Regions from separate parts of the Homo sapiens genome. Here region 2 is linked to region 1. The links are chromatin loops, found by intact Hi-C in ENCODE. Cell type or tissue: B cell. All regions are shown on one strand. Each heading gives the region's core, and the rest is flanking DNA. Links, peaks and the distances in the headings are about the cores only. Region 1 overlaps GALNT2 (polypeptide N-acetylgalactosaminyltransferase 2). Region 2 has its middle 30 kb from the start of LINC01736.

Region 1 (11,552 bases), core at 1,673-9,672:
GGGAAGTTCAGAGTTTAAAAATTCAACTTGACCACAGCATCTTTACTTGGTCATTTCTGCAACCACCATGTTCCATTTCTTTTGTGTTTCTATTTAGATCTTTTGTTTTAAGCTACCCAATCCTTTTTGGAATAATATGGGGTATTATTAAAGTAAGACTAACCAGCAAAATTCTGTAAAAATTAAAAAAAAAATCTTGGCGCTTCCAGTTCATTGGTTTTGCTGGTAAGATTCAGGATTATAGTACTGTTGAACAAGCTTGTATAGACGTGAATGAGTTTCCACATTCTTATAGATTTGACTCAAGTGATCTTTGCAGATTTTCACAAGCACTGAAGACTAACCAGCCTTCCTTTAAGTCTCCCAGCACTTAATTCATCTGGTCCAACACATGCCGGGTTCTTCAGGGTGTTAGGATGAAGCTCCTGTATCTGATCACCTACCATATTCCACACATTTTCCATACACTCTTTCTCATCCTCTGAGAATTTAGCATTCCGGGTGATGCTACTAAGATGGATGAATAATTTATAAAGTTTTAGAATTCTAAATATAGTTCTTTCTAGTTTCCCTTAGGGTTCAGAAAACAATATCCCAAAATGAAGGCCTCAGAAGCAAAAGTTTTTCACTTTCTCCTGCCCTCCAGCTGCCAGTCTCCTTCTCCCCAAGGCTGCCCTTAGAAGCTAGATTCCCTCCATAGAAGCTAGAATCCCTCTTCCCTAAAACAGGTCCTAGGAACCAGAACTTGCTTTCCCCAAAGCCAGCCATCAACCCTGAAAATGCAGCTCTAACTTTCCCTCTGCCTTGCTATGTAAATACTGTTTATAAAAACAGTATGTGACTTAACTGTTTGACTGTAGGTCATAAGACCCACCCCTCCACTCCATTCCAGAGAGGGTCTTGCCCCAACCCAGAATGAAGGAATGCTGCTCAGAGAGGCTGAGAAGAATCTAGATGGACAGGCCTTGCTGGGCTTCCCCACTCGGTCTGTTGGCATTGGAACCTACCATTTTTGTCCAGTCACATTTCCACATGACTGTCCATACTGTGTTGAACTTAAGCATGAGAATGGACAATTTCCCCTGTAACTTTGGGTCTTCATTCTGATGGCTCCTGTGTGTACACATTAAATCAATGTGTATGCCTTTTCTCTAATTAATCTGACTTTTTCGAGTTGAGTTTTCAGTGAACCTTCAGAGGGTGATGGGGAAAGTTCTCCTTGACCCCTGCATTTCTAAGTCAGTGGACACGTGAATCTTTGGCTTACAGAAAGATAAGAATCAGCTAAACATGTTCTTTGAAACTCCGCATTAAAACAACAACAACAACAACAACAACAAACTTTTGTCAAAGGAATTGTTAAATCCCCCAACCTTCATGTGCAGTGAGGTGAGATCCAGGCCCCACTTGGAACAAGTTCCATGGAGTGCGCACATCTTGTGGGCCACTGGCCACTCCTGAATTCCATGGACTCCGTGGGGCTGAGGTGCAGTGGAAAGATGAGCAGTGACTGTTCCCAGTGCTGTTGCTCATCAGAGAGCATGGGATGAGGTCACTCCGGCGATCTCTCATGCTTTAGCGTTTCCAGCTGTATGAGGGAGGTGTGGTGTAACTTCTCAGGCGGTTGTGTGGCTCTGGGCTCAGTTTTTGTTGAGAGCCTTCTGTGTGTCAGACACTGCTAGCATCATCATGTATGTCCTTTTATTTAATTCCTCCACATCACAGTGGATAGAAAACATGGTTCCTATTGCTACGAGCTCCAGAGCAGGAATTTGAATTTGCCTTCGAAGCCCGAGCTGCTCACAGCAGCTCACTGTCTTTTCAGCTTTCCCATCAGGATCAAATGAGACGAAGTGTGTGGAAAGGAGAAGCAACCTTTAAAAGTAGATCTTGGTAAAATTACTGTTTTCTGAAGTTGGACCAGGGAAGCTAAGAGGAAAGAGGGACAGTCCCCACTGACTGTCTTGGCTGCTGTGGGCCAGGCCTGTGCCAGTCACTTGGTGTCAGTGAGCTTATTGGATTTAGCTTTCCCAACCACATGGACACGGGGTCAGTCTGTCTGTCCCAGAACTGGCCGGGGGTGGTGGATGGAGCCTGGACTCTGGGCCAGTCACAGCCTGATGTGACACTGGATACACTGCCTGTTAGCTGTGTGCTCTTGACTTTGTTTTTTTTGGGAGGGTCTCAGTTTTGTCATCTTTTTTTTAATAAAAGGGGTATTAAATACCATACCTCAAAGATACTGTGAAGAACACATACGTAACTGCAATCGCACACGTGTAGCTCCTCTACAATGCCTGGCACTTGGAAAATCCCTGGTAAATGCCAGTTCTGTGAGGGTGGCATCACTGTTGCTGTTATTTCCATGTTCTGGGTTGGGGGCAGAAGGGCCGTCGGGCCCATGGGGAAGTACCCAGTAGAGGCCGGTGCTTTGCTTTCTCTCCTTGTGTGTGTGATTGCCCGTACATGCACTGTCAGCACCCGAGTTCCCTGTACACATTTACTGCTAACAGCGGTGATAAGCGCACAAGATCACTTTGGTGTTTGACCCGTTTCTTGGAGAAAGCAAAGATTCAGTAGGGAAAGTGATGTACATAGAGGAGATGAGCCTCTCAGCAGGCTTGGCGGACTGCATCCGATCATGTGATCTCTTTCTTGCCCAGGACAGCACGGTCTCTGGGCCCTTTTTCTTTTTTTTTTTTTTAGACGGAGTCACTCTGTCGCCCAGGCTGGAGTCCAGTGGTGCGATCTCGGCTCACTGTAACCTCTGCCTCCCAGGTTCAAGCGATTCTTCTCCCTCAGCCTCCTGAGTAGCTGGGACTACAGGCGCCCGCCACCACGCCTGGCTAATTTTTTGTAGTTTTAGTAGAGAGGTTTCACCATGCTAGCCAGGATGGTCTCGATCTCCTGACCTTGTGATCCACCTGCCTAGGCCTACCAAAGTGCTGGGATTACAGGTGTGAGCCAGCACGCCTGGCCTCTCAGCCCTCTTTCTAATTCCAAGGGAGAAGGGAGGCTACCTGAGATTCTACAGTAGTGCCTGGACCCCAAACCTTAAAAGCAGAGGTCAGCTCACACCTGTTTCTAGAAACAGCTTTTGTGTCCCCTGCCCCATAGGTTCCTGTAGTGGCTTTGGGCAGCATTTGGAACCACTGGCCAGATAAGATCCCTTAATGATGTGAAATACTGCATAAGGTCGAAGTTCCAACTTTAACATATCTGGGCTAAATTTTTAAAACTATTCAACAATTCATGAAGATAATTAAAGAACATGTGAAAGTCTGAGAAGGAGAGCCAACACTCATCATTCTCCACTCTTAACACAATCATTTTTATTCCAGTGCCTTTCATTCCAGGCTAATCCATATGGATACAGATTTTTATATAGTTGTTTCATTGTGTACATAAAACTTTGTCTCCTGCTTTTTCATTTAACGTAAGCATTTTGCATGTGGCTCTGTGATCTTTATAATTTTAATGGGCGCATAGTATTCTTTGAAGGGGCTGTTAACAGAAATTAACGTTGTATTGGTGAATGTTCTAAGTTTCTTCTGTTTTTTCTCTTATAAATAATGCTGCAGTATTTGTGCATAAGATTTATTCCTTATTTTAGGTTAGTTCACTGGGATAAATTTACAGAAGTGAGATTTCTTGGCTTAAAGATTTTCAGTCGCTTTCTAGTTCTTGATGTTGGATGCCAAGCCAAGTTGCTTTCCGATAAGGTTTAATTTACACTGTGTCCTTTTGCTTTTAAAATAAGGTAGTGAGACATCTGCAGCCTGGTTGTGATGCCAAGTATTGAGATAGTATGGAGAATGTCCCAGCTGTTGAAGGCAGAGAATGGACTTACAAATAAGTGGCGCCAGAGGTAGGGGATCTCACAGCTTGTCCCTGGGTGGCACTGGTCAACCTGTCCCAGGGCAGCACTCGAGAGGGAGGGAGGCCCTCGGAGTAGCCAGAGCCCCTGGAGAGGGCTGATAGATGCCCCACAGGGCTGGAGGTTTCTGTATGGAGTCCTGCTGTAGGTCACTCATATTAGGCATGATGTGAATGTGCTCCACTCAGCTACTGTGATCTGATTGAAATAACCTTTTAAGAAAAGAGCTTGCAACTGTGGAAAGACCACTGTTTTGGATCAGGTTGACATGGAGTCTGGGCTTTGATGGGACTGTATGAACCGCCTTAACCCCTGTGTTTACCTGTCTTTAAAGTGGTCTAATAAGCCATGACAGTGTCCTCTGCACAAATCCTTTGTGAAAGAACAATTTGTAATTAATAAAAAAAAAAGACCTTTTGAAAAAAATAGATTAAGACAATCCTTATAGGGTTTTGGGGTAATAGTCACACAGCTAATAGCTGCTGAACCTTGAGCAAAGAAAATGTTAATGAGAAAATGTACATTTTAAATGAATAAAAAGAAACATACAGTCCCTATGTATTTCTTGTTTGTTAGGAACTTTTTCAGGCACTCCTCCCCGCAGCGTCACTCATGAGTTTCTTTTTCTTGGGTGCAGATAGCACACATTTTGCATGGTGTGCCTCACACGGTGTTTCTCATCTCTAGCTACTTTCACCATCTTTCTAAATATCCCACGTGGGTCATATCATTTTACCAACTTTGAAAGGATTTGTCAGGCCTTTTTCAAATGCCTGCTTTATCAGTCCTGAGGCTGCACAGCCTTGGCCTTGCCATGGAGAGATGGCAGCAGGACAGTGGACTCCGGGGATTCAGTGAGCACGCGGACATGTCTTGTCTCTGCCTTCTTGCTGTGACCAGTGGGTGTGATGTGCTGGTCTCTGCCATCTGCTGTCTCCCAGGGCAGCTTGGGAAAGCCTCTCCTTTCCCCCAACTTCCTTGCTTTCTTCCCTTTTCCCAAAATCCAGATCTAATTCTAATGGTACCCAAAGAGAAGTCAACTGAAGTTTGAGGTTTCTCCCTTTGAAGATAAGGGGTAATTGCTGTACAGAGAACCTCAGAATGGGGGAGAATTGCTGTAGTGGGGGAGTCATGAGGAGTAAAAGAGAGAACATGCTAGTGCTAGGCCTGGGGTGGATGTTGAATAAACATTAGTCCCTCTCACTCACACTTGGGTTGGCTGTACCTGGGCTGTACTGCCAAGAATTTCCAACTCTGTAATGATTTGTGATGAGATAAGTCAGGGGAGAAGCTTAATTACAAATTTTCCATTTCGTTTGTAACCCTCAGCCCTCTTGGGGCTCTTTGCATATCATTCTGAGACTCTTTTTTTTTTTTCTTGGAGATGCTCTTCAAAACAGAGTCAAGTGTTTTATTTTTTTGGTGGTGGGGGGTGACAGAGGGTCTCTTACTCTGTTGCCCAGGCTGGAGTGCGATGATGCGATCCTGGCTCACTGCAGCCTCAAACTCCTGGGCTCAGGTGATTCTCCTGCCTCAGCCTCCCAAGTAGCTGGGACTACAGCTGTGCATCCCCACACCTGGCTAATTTTTAAAATTTTTTGTAGAAGCAGGGTCTCACCACGTTGCCCAGGCTGGTCTTGAGCTCCTGGGCTCAAGTTGTCCTCCCACCTTGGCCTCCCAAAGTGCTAGGATTACAGTCGTGAGCCACCACTCCCAGCATGGAGCCAGTTCTGACTCAGTGGTTACAGAGCAGGCCTAGGAAGGAACCAGTTGTATGGAAGTTAGGCCCTCATGGGAAGGATTTAACCAGGTGGTCATGGGAGATGGTGGCACCTACTGGTGACAAGGAGCATTGCACTTTAGTTCTGTGAGACCTGCTTGTGGGCTGAGGTGAAGTGGGGAGGAAAGCAGCCTTGCGGGGATATTGACATGGAGGTCAGGGAACTGCCGAGCGTGGAGGAGCGCCGTGGTGATGGGAGGAAGGGGCGGTGGAGCAGCACGGGTGTGAAATGTGCAGGGCTGCAGCCTGGCCGGCTGACGAGGCTGCCTCCTGCTGGCCTCCCTGCGGCTGCTCCACTGTGGCCCTTGGGCCCCGCTCATCACCAAGTGCTGCCTGAGGGCTTCACCTCTCTCCTCCCACCTTTTTTTCTTACCTATTGGCAATGATTATTTTTAAATTTTTAAAATGCAATTGATTTTTACATAAATCACATGGGAAATAATTTTCTAAAATACCCCCCCCTTTTTTTTGTAAAGAGACATTTTCTAGTCCAGTGTGCAGAAATTCTTCATTTTTCTAAAGTAAAAGAACCTGCTTCAGCTGTGGTTGGGAAACCCAGAACAAGAAGTGAGCTGCAGTTGAGAGAGGGCTTTGTGTGCCACCCCCTGACTGGGGAGGCGGTGGACTCGGAGCAAGTGTTAGAAAATGGAGCCATAAAAGACTCCTTAAAGTGTCGGGCGCTCAGCTAACTTAGGGCTAGAATTATATATCATCTCTTAAAGGACCTGCTGTTCTTGCCTTCAGGAATGGGAAGTTATCACCAGGAGCTAAGAGCTGACCTGCTTCATAAACTCTTACTTAGACCTAGGAATGAGGAAAAGCTGCATGCGAGTGGCATCCCTTGTGCTCGCTTTCTCTGGGCTAAAACGTTTAGGATGGTCTGGCAGCTCTTGAAGAGAGGATGGTGGCGTGGAATAGATTCCTCTGAGGCCTTGCCCCTCCTGTCCCCGGAGCTGAGCTGATTATTCTCATTGGAAGATTGGCTTTCGAGCATTTATCAAGAGATTTGTACCTGAGTTTTCTTGAACGAAGAGGGAGGCAAGAGGGCTTAAAATTTCCATTAAAAATGAACAGGCACCCAGGAAATACATGATTGACGGATGTTGGCCCAGGAGTTTTCAGTGTAGTTGCTTTCCCTTTAGGTAAATAGGATTATGCGCACATTTTTGTAATTTTTTACAATTTTATTTTTTTCTAGAACAGTTTTAGACTTACAGAAACATGGGGAACATTGTGCAGAAAGTTCCTATATATATCATACCAAGTTTCCCTGTTATTAAAATCTTACATCAGTATGATTCATTTATTGTAAAGAACCAGTATTGATATGTTATTAACTAAAGTTCTCTCTTTATTCAGATTTTTTACAACATCCCCTTGTGTTCTTTTTCTGTTTTAATATGTTATCCAGAATACCACATTCCAGTTAGTGATTATGTCTTCTTACTGTGACATTTTTTTAGACTTTCCTTTTTTGTTATGACCTTGACGGTTTTGAGGAGGCTTGGTCAGGGATTTTTTAGAATATTCCTCGTCTGGGGTTTGTTTGATGTTTTTTCTCATGATTAGATGAGAGTTATGGGTTTGGGAGAGGAAGACCACAGAAGTAAAATATGCATAAATTTGTAAACAAGTTGTTGAATGAGTTAATTATGGAGAGAAAGGGAAGTTTAGTACCCCTGAATAGTAACTGGAAGAGGAGTAAAGGCTGGACCCCCAGATTGGAAGAAGGCAAGTTTAATGTTCTTAATGATGGGACTTAATGTCTAACTTGTGTCATGCCTTATAGTTCAAAGGGGATGGGATAGAGTGGTTCTTACATTTTCATGTTATATCTTGGGAAACTGAGGCTCAGAGAAGCAGCCTGAGTTGCCTAAGGTCATAGAGATAGACCAGGATTTACTGGATATGCCAGTGCATTTGCAAACTATTCCTAGTTGCATTTTCTATGCCCAGAGGTTCTAGACTCAACTGGCTGGGTCACCGATGGCCATTTCATCTGTGCGTAGCTATAGGGATTTAAATAGGAGGATTTTTGTTAAATGAAGACAATTGACCGACTGTGCGTGGAATCAATGTGCAGGATGATTCACCAGGCTTTCTGCCTGTTAGAGAAGTTAAATGGTTGAGAATTAATAATTATGCGATTGTAGTTCACGACTTCAGCACAAGTCATTGTTACAGTTCTCAAATGTTGAGCAGCCCCACGTTATTCCCCACCAGTGTGTTTTTCTCTGAGGTTACACAGTAAAATAAGTGAAGTGCTGACCTTTATCATAACATATTTTTTATTTGTGAGCAAGTGGAGTATGTATAAAGCAGTTTGTGACTTTGAATCCAAAATAGAAATTTGCCCTCCTCTCATTTTCGCAGCATTGAGTTTCATAAACTAAGTTGGAGCAGTGAAAGTGAAACTGGAAATGCATGGATGAAGCCAGTGGTTCTGAACACTGAGAACTGCCTGGGAGCTTCTAGAAAAACCCCCAAGGCTGGGTCCCATTCCCTAAAGTTGTAATTATATTGGCCAGGGCAGGAACAGGCCTTGGGAAATCCAAAACTTGGCCTTTCTGTCTTGTTCCTCACTCTGTACTCTACCCAGGTCTTCATTCTTAAACCTTTCATATCTTTTGATTCTTGCCTAAGTAGAGGTTTTGGGAGCTGTTGGGCTGGAGCTTTCAAAGCTTGCAGTAGGCTGATCTTACTTCTCTACCTATATTTTACCTGTTCTCCCTAGGTGATGAAACTAGGAGGGCCCATGGCTACTTCTGCTACATGGGGCACAAAACATGCTTCAGAAATATTTGAGAGACTGAATGAAGCCTGTCTCTGGTCTCTAGGGTATATTACGTTCCCTTTCTATTCTAATGATGAGTAGGAGGAAAGATACCACTCTTTCTTGTAAACCAAACTGTTCTTGCTTTCAATGGGGATTTTTATTAAGAAGCAAAAACTGATCTCTTTTATAAATGCATAGATACCAGTGTTTTACACAGTACAGGCTTCTGGTTTTAAGAGAACTTTTGCCATGGTTCAGAGTGATCTTACTAGCCTAGTATATTGGTTTGTTTTACATTGCTATAAAGGAATACCTGAGACTGGGTAATTTAGAAAGAAAAAAGGTTTATTTGGCTCACGGTTCTGTAGGCTGTACAAGAAACATGGCAACAGAATCTGCTTCTGGTGAGGACTTCAGGAAACTTTTCATCATGGTAGAAGGTGAAGGGGAGCAGGTGTGTCACATGGCAAGAGAGTGAGCAAGAGAGAGAGGGGAGGAGGTGCCAGGTTCTTTTAAACAATCAAATCTGTGTGAACTCTTTCCTTTACCATGGGGAGAGCACAAAGCCATGCATGAGGGATCCACCCCCATGACGCAAACACCCCCACCAGGCCTCACCTCCAACATTGGGGATCACATTTCAACATCAGATTTGGAGGAGACAGCTATCCAGATGAAATCACCTAGTTAACTCTGGTGTTCTTTTTTCAGGACCCTTTCCCAGTGAGTTAAAATTAAATTTGTGAGTTTATTAATAGGTCACACAGCCTATTTGGAAAGTAAGTTTTTTTGCCTTCTTGTGAGAAGACCTGAAGATTATTCCTCTACACTACCCTGGTGGAACGCCAACCTTGAAGAATTAGAAATAAGTCCTTCTGCTTCTCCCATGGGTCACTTTATAGGGAAAATGCTTGATCAGGGGAGGTCTTGGTCTTTAGCGGGAAACTAAGTCTACTCTGTAAAAATTTGCTTTCGAGTGAACAGTATTTTAGTTAGTTTGTAATGTCTTAGCTTTGCAGCTTAGCTTAGTCTTACCTTTTGAGAAATGGGCTGTGAAATATAAATTATTACATCATTTAAAAATTTCTGGCAACCTGTTTTTTTCCCCAAAACTTGAGGGTTGCTGTGTGGATTGGCTGTAGTGGTAATTACTGAAAAGTCATCAAATAACAGTGAAAACTAGACAACTGATTAGAAGGGAATCAAGTAGTCATTCAGATGGTATTTTCGGTAATTTAATCTGCCTCTGACCATATGTTCTAGTCAGCTGAAATAATTTAACAGTGACAACATATATTTCAGCAAGCAGAGATTAAAAACAGCCCATTTATTTTCTGTTTTCTCCCGCAGTAATATTTTTATGTCTCCGTTAACAAATATGATGTTCGCCATTTAAATTATATGGAAGCAGCTTTGGATGATTTAGCAATATACATAACATTTATTCTTTGTTATTATCTAGTTTTATGTATGTAAGCATGTTTATTTTAGTGGTGTTTCATAATTCAAAAATGTTACCAGAGGTGGTAATTGTATTTATATTGGACATGGGTAAGACATCAGCGTGAGATGAAGCCACATTTTTGCTGCTTTTGTGACTCAATTCTTGGGCTTCCAACACCTCACAGCCCCTGCCCCCCACCCCTGTCCCACACAAATGACTGGCTGGGTGCAGCAGTCTCTGCCACTAGCAAGCCTTATGGCATTGATAAATGTAGTGGTTTTAGAATATTCTAAATATTAACCAATTTTTTTTATTATCCTCCTCTCAAAACTGGAGGCTAGTCTCAGCTCCACCAAACCCGATTTCACGTGAGCTGGACATGGTGACATGGTTCATTATTTCTTATGAACAGACTGTGACAGGGCAACAGTGAGTGATTTCCAAGACTAGGCCATAAAAGGCATCACCGTGTTTCCCTTGCTCTTGTATGTGCCCTCTTCCTCATATTCACTGGGGAAGCCAGCCGCCTCTTGGGAGGACACTTAAGCAGCCCTACTGGATGGGCCCCAGTGAGGAACTGGGGCCTCCTGGCCACGTGAGTTACCCATCTTGGAAGCAGACCCCAGCCCTAGGCAAACCTTCAGAGAACAGCAGCCCTGGCCGAAATCTTTGCAGCCCCATTAGAAATCGTGGGCCAGAACCATTCAGATTCCTGACCCTCAGACACTGTGTGAGGTAATAAACATTTATTGTTTTAAGCTACTGAGTTTTGCAGCAGTTGATAAGTCAGGTAGCCCTTCTGGATCCTTTTTGCCAATCCTCTGGGAAACGAATGGTTGGACTGCACAGTGCCCTGCACGCATAGATTCGATCAATAGTGCCTAAGGGGCTTGCTCATCTTCCAGCCACTGTACCTCCTCATCCCCACGGCGCCTTTCCTCCTCCACTCCCCTGACCACTTGCCTTTGGCAACTGAGCCAAGAACACTTCTTATTTTTTTCTTATTTGGATCAGAGACAGATTATACTGGGAATATTCTATTAACAACGAAACCTATATTTACACTTAATTAGTTTCCATAACTATTTAATAAACTCACCTATTGGGTTTACTGCTTCTGAAAATAGTGTCATAGTATTTAGATGTCATTGCTATTTTATGTACTTAGAGATAGGATGAATTTGAGCTGCTGTGCTCTCTGATTATGGCAGGTAAGTAGACGTCGCTCAGCCATGGATTCCCGTCTGATTACACTCATGGCCCTGGTTTAATTCCATTTGTGCCTCTGTTGTGTGCATTTGTAAGAACAATTTGGGAGATACATATTTTGAGGTTTTAGGATACATAATTTTGAACCAGATTAAAATGTCTAATAACAATAATCACTACCATCTGGGGTAAGTTAGTAAGTAGGAGAAGACTTAGAGTTCTCTTTCTCTGGCCCAGATGCCATTTACAAAGGGAGCGAAGACCACAGCGCTGTACTTTAGGGCATCTAGGTCTTTCCAGAGGCTGCGTGTGGATGCATCCAATACTCTAGACCAAGGGGTGATGCCAGGCAGGGCAGCAGCGTTCTCCTGTCCCATGTTTCTCATTTGGTTGGCAGGGCATCCTAGACCTCTGGTTAAACTTCCCTGATGGAATGCAGTATTTGGTCAGAGCTGCTGAGCCCTCC
Region 2 (11,552 bases), core at 2,089-10,088, 190 kb before region 1:
ATGTTTTACATACATAAAAGAAGGTTTAGAAAAACCATAAGCATATTGAAGACAGAAATTAAAGATGTTAAAAAGTAAAAACCAGATTGAATTTTTAGAGTTGAAAAATAGAGTGTCTGAAATAAAAAAATTCACTGCCAAAATTAACAGAAGATTAGATACGGTAGAAGAAAAGATTAGTGGACTTGAAGTAATAACAATAGAAAACCACCCAATGAAACATGCAGAGAAAAAAAAAACTGAAAGCAATGAACAAATTATCAGTGACATAGGAAAATTAGTATAACATACAAGTAATTCAAGTCCCATTCAGAGAGGAGTAGGAAGGAACGGAAAAAAATGCCAAAAAAATTTCAAATTGATGAGTTATAAGCCCACAGATTCAAGAAGAGCAAGAAAACTCAAGCAAGATAAACACAAAGAAAACCACACAGAGACACACCATAATCAAGTGGCTGAAAACCTGTGATAAAGGGAAAACGTTAAAACCAACCAGAGAAAAAAGATACATTATGTACTAAGCAATAAAGGTAAGAATGACTACAGACATTTTTGTCAAAAATTGTGCAAATCAGAAGACAATGAGAAAACATGTGTAGAGTGATTAAGGAAAATATTGTCAAATAGAATTCTCTTCTCAGAAAAAACTTGTAAAAGTGCAGGTGGAATCAAAATTTTTCAGATGATAAACAAAATCTGCACTATTTCTTTGCCAACAGACTCACTACAAGAAATGTAAAAGGGTCTGTTCAAATGTAAAAGGAAGTTCTTCAAGCTGAAAAAAATACTTATCAGCTTGAAGAAAATATTTATCCAAATATTATTGTGTTGGGATCAACACAAAAGAGAGTAGGAAGGATGCCTTAAAATCTGGACTGAGAAAACATTGGAAGGTGGTAAACATGTTCATTACTTTGATTATGATGATGGATATAATCATACTATGATTTTAGTTTAAAAAGTAAAAACCAGAATACAAAATACAAAATTAGCGAGGTGTGGTGGCACATGTCTGCAGTCCCAGTTACTCGGGAGACTAAAGCAGGAGAATCACCTGAAACTGGGACTTGGAGGTTGCAGTGAGCCAATATTGTGCCACTGCACTCCAGCCTGGGTGACAGAGTGAGACTCTGTCTCAAAAAGTAATAATAAGAAGAAGAAGACAAAACAACAAAACAACCAATTTAACAATGGGCGAAAGATAAATAGACATTTTACAAAAGAGGATGTACAGGTGGCAAATAAGCACATGAAAAATGTTCAACGTCATCAATCATCAGAGAAATGATAATTAAAACCACAATAATATATCACTACACACCCACTAAAATGGCTGAAATTTAAGAGACTAGACTTACCAAGTGTCAGTGATGATGTGAAGCAATTGGAATTCTTGTTCACTGCTGGTACAACTGTTTGGGAAAGAATTGTGCTGTTTCTTTGAAAGTCATACATACACTTACCATATGACCCAGCAATTCCAGTTAGGTGAAGGAAAACTTATATTCACATAAATACTTGCACATAAATGCTTATAGCAGTCTTATTCTTAGAGCCAAAAAATTGGAGACAATGTAAGTGTCTAGCAACAGGTAAATGGATTAAACAAATTGTCATCTATCCATAGTATGATATACTGTTCAGCATTAAAAAAGAAGAAACTGTTGATATATGCAACAACTTATGTGAATCTCAAAATATTATACTGAGCAAAAGTTAGAGCCAAAAGACTTTATACTGTATGTTTCCTTTTTTATGAAATTATTGAAAGCACAAAACTAATCTATAATGACAGAACACAGATTAGTGGCTTCCCGGGAACAGAGTTGTTAGTGGATTGCCTGTCAAGAGACATCTTGGGTAATGGAATTATGTAATATCTTGATTGTGATGGTGGTTACATCAATATACAAATTTATGAAAACTCATCAAACTTTGTCTGTAAAATGGGTGCATTTGATTGAATTTAAATTATACCTTAGGGAGGTTACAAAGAGATAAACTTGTTGTTTTTTTTTAAAAAAAAACCTCTCTATTGTCTGTTTAGTCAGATTTATGGAGGGAATGAAATTATATGTGTGTTTTCAATCTATCATCTTGACTAACAAGTTTTTGGTAATTTTTGAAGCATCCCTACAGGGCTTGGCTGCATGTCACGTACTCAAGAACTTACATAACAGCTAATATTTTTATACTACTTCATAATTTACAAGGAATTTCACACATATCATATCTCATTTTATCTTAAAAAAATACCTCAAGAGATCTGGCAATGATTTCTTGGATACGACACCAAACCAAAGGAAACAATAGTAAAAATAGATAAATTGGACTACACCAAATTAAAAACTTCTGTGCATCAAAGCACACAATCAATAGAATAAAAAGACAATCTATGGAATAGGAGAAAATATTTGCAAATCATATATCTGTTAAGGGGTTAATATCCAGAATATACAAAACACTCCCACAACACAACAACAACAGAAAAATAATCCAACTAAAAAACGAGCAAAGGACTTGAATTGACATTTCTCCAAATAAGTTACACAAATGGTTAATAAGCACACAAAAAGATGTTCAATATCACTAATAATTAGGACAATGTAAATCAAAGCCATAATGTTATCTCATACTCATTAGAATAGGTACTATTTTAAAAAATAATAAAAAATAACAAAAATTAGTGTTGGTAAGGATGTAGAGAAATTGGAACCCTTGTGTGCTGTTGGTGGGAATATAGATGGTGCATCCTCTTAAAACAATATGGCAGTTTCTTAAAAAACTAAAAATAGAATCGCCACATGATCCAGACATTCTACTTCTGGGTATGCACGCAAAAGAATTGAAAGCAGGGACTCAAAGAGATATTTGCACACTCATGCTCATAATAGCATCATTCACAATAACCCAAAGGCAAAAGCAACCCAAGTGTACATGGACAAATGAGTGAACAAACAAAAGGTGGATCGTCCATACAATCGAATATTATCTAACTTTCAAAAAGGAGGAAGTTCTCTCACAGGCCAACGTGGATGAAACTTCACTTACGTTAAGTGAAATAAGCCAGTCACAAAAGGGCAAATACTGTACGATTTCATTTAGGTGAGGTTCCTAGAGGAGTCCGATTTCTAGAGACGGAAAGAAGTGGTTGCCAGGGGCTGGGGCAGGGGAGAGATGGGGAGATGTTGCTGAATGGATACAGGGTTTCAGTTTGGGAAGATAAAAAGAATTTTGTGGATGGATGGTCGCATAACATTGAGAATGTCCTTAACACTACTGAATTGTGCACTTAAAAATGGTTAGGATGGTAAATTCTATGTTATGTGTATTTTACTACAATTTTAAAAGCACCACGAGAGGCAGATCTTTATCTCCACTGTACAAATGAAAAAAACTGTGGTTCGGAGAGGTTAAAGAACTTGCTGAACGTCCCATACCAAACTGGTAGTGGGGCCTGAATATGAACCGAGATCTTCTTACCATGAACTCTGTGTCATTTCCACTTCCTATCAAGTTGGCTTTTTTTAAAAAAAAAGATTGATTGATTGCAGAATGGCTGAGCTCTGGCATACCTTTCCCAGGCGTGCTAATCGCTAGCTTTGCCTTTCATTCTCTTCCTCCCACACTCTTCAAAACAGCCCCGAGTGAGCTCTCCGCACCCACTTGAAGAACATTCATGCAGTGATTCACTCTTCATCAACAACAAAGTGTCCTTCCAGGGGCCACAGACCACACTCAAAGCGTCTGGATTAGAGGTCCCCAAATCAGGAGGCTGAATCTAACGGTGGGTCTGGCCAGGCTAGTGGAGGAGAGGAGGCTCCCAGCCAGGGCAATTGCCCGTTTTCTCTGTCCCCTGAGTGCTACGTCTCGGTGGTTCTCTCTCCTTCCACGGATGTGTTGCAGGTGCCTTAGTAAAAGCCCTAAGGACTCGCCTCCTTGCCAGCGGGACTGTTCAGGTCCTGATTCAGAGCACCTCACCCTGTACCCCAGTGTCTAAATCCCACACTGACTTCCCGCCCTTCTGAGCAGTCCTGCCTGCTTCCCGGCGTCACCCTGGATCTTCCTGATTCTGTTCTGCAGCCCCCACACTGTGCAAGCGGAGGCCAATCCCAGGTGCCCAGGCCTTTCACCCACACCCAAATGCTGCCTAGGTCTGGCCCGCGCCAGTTCTTTCTTGTCTAGAGGGAAGAAGCCATCTCCTGGCTCCCGGCTGGCGTTCCAGGAACAGCACCGGCTTTCCCCGTCCTCCTCTCCTGGGTCTTTCTGCCAGCATTTCCCACCTTGAGGATCTGGGAAAACGACAAGACACTTTTGCTCATAAAATGCTGAGGCCCTTTCTCCAGAACCCAGACTCCCTTCCTGTGTCTTCAGTGACATCCACAAAATGCCCCTCCCTGCTCTGTGTCGGCCTAGGACACACACACACCAGACACACATATGTGCATGCACAGCCCCCCACATTACATCCATACCACACACAACACACGCATGACCCCCACACAAATATACAAATCACACACACACACACGCATACACACACGCATACACACACACCTCACACACATACAGCCACACCCCCTCCACACATAACTCATACATGCTAACTCCCCCCACACTGCACACATATACCACACACACATGCATACACACACCTCACAACCCCACATATGCATACACGCACACACCCCACCATGTACATACACACAGCCCACAAACATACACACACCCCATCCACATACATACATCCCACTCACATGTACATACACTCCACCCACATACACACAGGCACCTCATACACATACATACATATACTCCCCATGAGTACAGACATGTACCTCATGCATATACACACACATGCATGGACCCCCCCACACTACATATATACATGCATACACATGCCCCACACATATGCACAACCCACATACCTGCATATACATACACCCCACCCACATACATACACACCTCATACACACACATACATGCACACACTCTATGCACACATTATATATATGTACCCTGTGCATGCACCCCACATACTACCTGTGTGCGTGCATGCACACACCGCACACATCTACACACACCTACACACCCATACATACACAATTCACACACATATATACATACATACCACATACACATACATAATGCATACAACCCACACCCATACACATATACCACACATGTGAGCACACACATACCGTGCATGCATGCATACATGCACACAGCATGCTAAACACACACACTCACACACACACCCTCCTCTCACTTCATCACCTGCCTGCTAGTTCCAGAACTTGCCACAGCCTGGAAAGGCTGACAAGCACTTGTACGTCAGACTTCTCTCCCCTTCTATCAGTCCCTTTGAGACTTCCTAGCATGAGGGCTCAGGCCTAACAACTAGCTTGTATTTCAAAAACACACCAGTCTCCACAGGAGAAAGAACATGAAACATTTTTATTACCGCAGCACCTATTTGGTAGGGGCGTGACACAACTTACAGCCAGCACCCAGCACGGGCCCTTATCACACAGCCTCAGAAGCCATTGCTGAGACAGCGCTGCCTTTTCCAGGCCACATCCTCCACTCAGAATTTGAGGCCTGAATGATCATGCAAAGCTCCTTGAAGGAAGTCTGTTCCCTACCCAAAGGCCAGGGCCTGCAACCTACTGTGTCCTCAGACAGGAAATTGTTTTTCTGTCCCAATGAATAAATAACAAACTCAACCTTCCTCCGAGCAATCAAAATTGATTAACTTTGGAATTGCAGAGGGGGCTAGGATGGCAAGCCCTGAAATTGCCCAGTCCTCCTGCTCCAGGGCCAGCATCAAGGACTAGGAGCTTCCAGAGGGTGCTGCTGCTGCTGCGGTCTCCTGGGAAAGGCTCTCAGCCCCCACTTCCAGCAGGGGGCAGCTGTCCTGGCCCCACAAATCCTCCAGGTGACAATGCTACAAACTCCCCAAACTGCCCGCAGGGCCCCTCTGAGACTTCAAGCCTTGCCGGGGTGCCCTGGGCCTGTAGTCTTCCTCTCCTGTGCTCATGCAGTCCCCACACCTCTTAAGCTGTGTGTTTGTCACATTCCTAGTAGGCACCAACTCCTTCCTGGCAGTTCACACTAAGGAAGAAATCGCCATCCCACTGCATAGGGATTGGCTGGCCACCTCCTCAGTGCTCCCTCACTCCACGCTGCAGGAGGACATGGGTGCTTGGAAGCCTCTGTGTTTACTGAGTTTTGCCTTCCGGAGACCCCAGGAAGGCTGCACAGTCACAAATTCCTCCTCACGTCTTATCTCTGTCTCCCTAATTCCCAACCAAGGGCACAAGAATGTGTGCCCAATCAGGACCTAGCTGGCGCTGGCTATTCCAGAACTCCCCAGGCTGAACGCTACTAGTGCCCAGCACGCTACCAATCTCCCAGGGGCTGCAGAACCTGACTCAGGAAAGTCACCAGCTCCAAGCACAGCAATCTTTCCCGATGCTGTAGGCTTTCATAGTTTTTCTTGCTTGTCTTTTCAACAAGCAACATCAAGATCATTTAAAACACACATTTTTAATATTCCAGTGCCTTGCTACAACACACAGAGCAACAGTTCCAAAATAACTCAGCATCTGTAATCCATAATTTATCATCCAAATTTGTTGTGTTCAATTATTCATATCCTGCAACAGTGTGTCCCCAAAGAAGCAAACAAATTCAAAAGAAATCTCAAAAAATGCAGAAGATGAAAAAATAAACCAAGTGTTGCAAGGAAGGTATCAGGATGGGGTGGGGAAGGGCTGCGGGAAATGCAGGCGTGATTGGAAGGAATTTCACAGAAGACTTTTCTTCAAGACCTGACAACACTGGTGTTTGTTGCCATATTCTCTTTATCGGGAGAGGAGTAGTGGTGGTCATACACCATTTTTTATTCCTAGCACAGATATCACCAATGTTTCTTCCAACCATTTTGGGGGAAGAGAATTCAGTCCACATTTCTACAAACATATATTTGTTTGTTTGTTTGTTTGTTTGTTTTAGAGTGGGGGTCTTGCTACTTTGCCCATGCTGGTCTTGAACTCCTGGCCTCAAGCGATTCTCCTACCTTTTGGCCTCCCAAAGAGCTGGGATTACAGGTGTGAGTCACCACACCCAGACTCTACAAATATCTATTAATCATCTATGATGTGCTAGGCACTGTGCTTGGCACACACACACACACAAAAGGTGAATAAGACACAGCTTTTGACCTTGAAGAACCTTCATTCTCACCGGGAAGGCAGAAAGGAAAGAAGTTCCACCCACAGGAGTCTGGTAAATGCTAGAAGAGAGTGACCTGAACTCAAGATGAGGGATCCATTGGTCCTGCCAGCAGGAGGGTGTCAGACAGCTTCACACACAGAGAGAGAACTTTTCATCAAGGCTTGAAGGTGAGAGTTTTTGGTTGGATAAAGTCAGGATGGATCATTGGGTAAGGGAGAAGGATAACCTAACAGAAACCCAGGGCAAAGAAATACAGAATTTCTGTTGGTTTCCACTTTAGATTACATAATCCATGTACTTGAATTGAACTAATTTCTTTTGCCAAGCTGTTATAGCCTAAGAACCAGACTGAACTACTTGAGTATTGGCTGTGTTCATTAAAGTGTTTTTATATTAAAAATATAGAGGCAACTTAATGTTAAACAACAGGGAAGAAATTAGTGAAGCAATCCATGCATTTAGTGGAAAATAAAATAGCATCAAAACTAACAGCATCTAAATTATTCATTTCATTCATTCAGCAAATCTTTGTTGAGCCCAAGGAGCACAGCATTGAGCAAACCAGCACAGTCGGGAGCTTGTACTCTACCAAAATAGAAAGCCAATAAACCACTAAGTACACTATACATTATCAGACAGTGATGGACAGATATGGTGGTCAGGGAAGTCTTTGGAGAGGCAACATTTCCGCATAGACCCGAACACAGCATATTCAGTGCAGACAGCACAGTAGGTGCAAAGGCCCTGTGGCTGGAATGTGCCTAAAAGGACCATAGCAAAGCAAGGGGGGCTGGGAAGAAGAAAGTTCAGGCTGATAGGCAGGGACCGGAGGACCTTGAAAGGAATTTGATTCATTCTGAGTGCCAAAAGAAACTTGAGTTTAAAGAAACTCAAGAATATGACATTCTCTTAGGTTTTTAAAAGATCATTCTAGATACCATGAGGAGACTTTACTGTAGGGGACAAGCGTAGAAAACAGGGGACTAGTGAAGAGGCTGACTCTGTGGTCTAGATGAGAGCTAATGGTGACTGGACCAGGAAGGAGATGTGAAGGTGGTAAGACATGATCAGATTCAATATGTAATTTAAAGGTACAGCTGTAATTTTTGCTGCTGGTGTGAATGTGGGGTGTGAGGGAAAGAGAGGGGTCAAAGTGACTCACGGGATCTGGGCCTGAACATTTGGGTGAACGATGGTGCCATTTACTAAAAAGGAAACAACGGGGGCAGATCCGATTCTGGCATGAAATTAAGAACTTTGTTTTAAATGTGTTAAGTTTGAGCCATTTATTAGTCATCCACGTGGAGATGTTGAGGTGGCCTTTGTGTATAGGAATCAGAGCGTCTGGAGAGAAGTCAGGGCTGGAGATAGAAATTTCTAAGTGGCCAATTTATAGATGGTATTTAAAGCCCTGTGAATAATTGAGATGACCTAGGAACTGAAAGTATTTGAGAACTGAGATTTGGACACGTCCCATATGTGCAGGAAACAAAGAACAGGAATATTCCACCAGTTGTCTGTCCTCTTTCGAGATTTCCTAAAAGTATCATCCAACAACTCAGTAAGTTCCACTTTCAGCTCATATGGGGCCACACTTAGCTGCAAGGGAGGCTGGGCAATGAAGTCTTGTACCTGATAAAATCAAGAAAGAAGGAGGCTAGATATTGTGCAGGTACCTAACATTGTCTCCCCTTCACCAACAGGACTCTGCCCACCCCCTGTTCAGACCCATTCTCCAGCCCCAAGCAGGGATTCCACACTGTAGGAGGAGAGATTGATGACCCAGAGGGCAAGAAAAGAAAGTGTTTCAGAAGACTCTCAAAATGCTCTGCCCTGAAAACGAGGGGTTATGATGGAATAGATTCAGTGCCTGGCTCATTGTGGGATATCAACAAAGAGCTGAAGAAGGAAGGAAAGAAGAAAGAAAGGGGAACAGACAAGAGATAGGGACACAGGGAAAGAGGAACTCAGCAACAATATAATTTTCCCAAATTTATCAGCAAAAGAGCACCTGGAGTTTGGAGTCTGGAGATTATCGTTCACCTACCACACGTAGGTTGCCCACTTAATCCACCTGAGCCTCTTTTTACGAATCCAAAGGCAGAATATTTCCAACACAGATTTGGTAATAAACTGGGTGCTCTGACATATGGTTAGCAGTATTGTGAATTGGTACATCTCACTGGAAAAGCAATTTATCAGTACAAATCAAGAGTATACAAAAATATGCACACTTTTGACTGAGTTCTGAGTTTCTGTTCTACAAAATAATTCCCATATATTAAAAAAAAAAACACTTGTACAAATATTAAAATAGCCTGAGTCCCTGATGACATTGTGGTCTCTGAACTGTTTTATATGGGAGAATAAAGCATTAGTTGTTTAACTACTGTAGTCTGGTCTCTATTACTAGTGTCTGGACACAATTCCTAACTGATACCAAGCAGGGGAGAGTCTGATTGATTGGGGCTGACCTGGAAGTCAGGTTACTTCTGGTGGTGACAGAGGGAAGTAGGAAAATAGCATGCAATAAACACTGAAATTAGTCCTGCTGATCTTTTAGGGGGAAGCGGATGATCCATTCTAATTTTGGTTTCAAGTGTGTGATTGATATAGATGCAGTATATATAGATACATATAGATGCCAGAGAATGACTATCTTTCCTGGAATATAAGGTGCTTTTAAATGCTACAGCAAACGCTAGTAAGAACTCTTTGGTGTAATACTGTAAACAAAAAAAGCAGGCCAATGTATATAGTATTCATTCTGATTATAGCTCTGCAAAGATGTGATTTTTTAACTTTTGAGACTTTTACTATGTTTTTATTAAGCTATAATTTATGTGAGGAGAAATTTGCTTGTTTTAGAGTACAGTTCTGTAGGTTTTGTGACAAATGCCTGTAGTCATGTAACCATTACATGTATAATCAAGACATAGCATTGTTCCCTCACCCCATAAGATACCGTCATATCCCACTGTGATCAGTTCTCTGCCCCATCCCAACCCCAGGCAACCAATGATCTGTTTCTTCCCCTGTAGTTTTTCTTTTTCCAGAACATCAGAACATCCTGTAAATGGAATCACACAGTATATAGTCTTTTGAGTCTGGCTTTCCTCATTTAGCATAATGTGTTGAGATTCACCCACATTCTCCAATGTATCAATAGTTTGTTCTTTTTATTGCTGTGTGGTATTCCATTGTATAAATGGACTGCAGTTTGTTCATCCATTGAGGAACATTTCTGTTGTTTCTAGTTTTGAAAATGAATAAACAATAAACATTTAGTGTAGGTTTTTACATTTGGTAAATGTAGGTTTAATTTTAAAAGAAACTGCCAAAAACTTTTCCAAAGTGGCTGTATCATTATCCACTCCCACCAGCAGTGAATGGGAGTTCCAGTTGCTCCAAATCCTCTCCAACACTTAATATTGTCTTGTTGTTGGTTGTGTTAACCATTCTAAAAGCTGTGTGGTGGTATCTCAATGAGTTTTAATTTGCATTTCCTTAATGACTAACAATGTTGAGCATCTTGTCATGCTGGTACCAGCTTTACTCAAATACCAAACCAGACAAAGACATTATAACAATGGAAAACTGCAAAGCAATATCTCTCATGAAAATAGATGCAAAAGTCTTCAAAAAAAATTAGCAAATCAAATGCAACAATACATGAAAAGAATTATACACCACAACCAAATGGGATTTATTCCAGGCCTGGTTAAACATTTGAAAATCAATATAATCTATTCAATGCAGTATAATTCATATAACAACAAGCCAAAGAAAAAAATCATATGATCACATCAATAGTTGCAGAAAAAGCATTTGACAAAATCCAACACCTATTCATGATTTTTAAAAAAACCAAAAACGTCTCAGCAAACTAAGATTAAAGAGGAAACTTCCTCAACTTGATAAATAATATTTACAAAAAATCCATAGCTGACATCATACTTAATGGTGGGAAACTAAATGCTCTCCCACTAACATTAGGAACTAGGCAAGAATGTTCATTCACTCTTCCCACTCCTATTCAACAATATACTGGAAGTCTTAGCTAATGCAATAAAACAAGAAAATAAAATGTATACTGGTTGTGAAAAAAGAAAATTACTTATGTTTATAAATAACATAATTGTCTATGTAGAAAATCCCAAAGAACCAACAAGAAAACCTCCTGAAACTAGTAAGTAGTTATAACAATGTTCCAGACACAAGATTAATATACAAAAGTCTATTGCTTTCTTATGTACCAGCGATGAACAATTAGAATTTGAAATTAAAAGCACAATGCCATTTACATTAGCATA

What was found. Peaks named below come from ENCODE experiments on the same cell type or tissue, not always from the same donor. Only the 100,000 strongest peaks of a DNase experiment are listed, where the experiment ranks them.
Region 2: a loop joins it to region 1, with 27 times the contacts of the local background. A loop is called at or near these places in 5 of 110 quality-filtered maps.

The regions. Positions count from the first base shown.
Region 1 is chr1:230,161,851-230,173,402 of GRCh38, forward strand. All of the region lies in intron 1 of GALNT2 (polypeptide N-acetylgalactosaminyltransferase 2), which reads left to right. Among named protein-coding and RNA genes, the nearest start is that of GALNT2, 100 kb to the left of the region's middle. In B cell, for the core only: CTCF peaks have their summits at 5,718 (motif pointing left) and 5,917 (motif pointing left); DNase peaks (open chromatin) are centred at 5,711 and 8,071; H3K4me3 peaks cover 961 bases; H3K27ac peaks cover 1,676 bases.
Region 2 is chr1:229,967,268-229,978,819 of GRCh38, forward strand. No RefSeq gene overlaps it. Among named protein-coding and RNA genes, the nearest start is that of LINC01736, 30 kb to the right of the region's middle. In B cell, for the core only: no CTCF peak of the experiment used is centred there; a DNase peak (open chromatin) is centred at 5,914; H3K27me3 peaks cover 883 bases.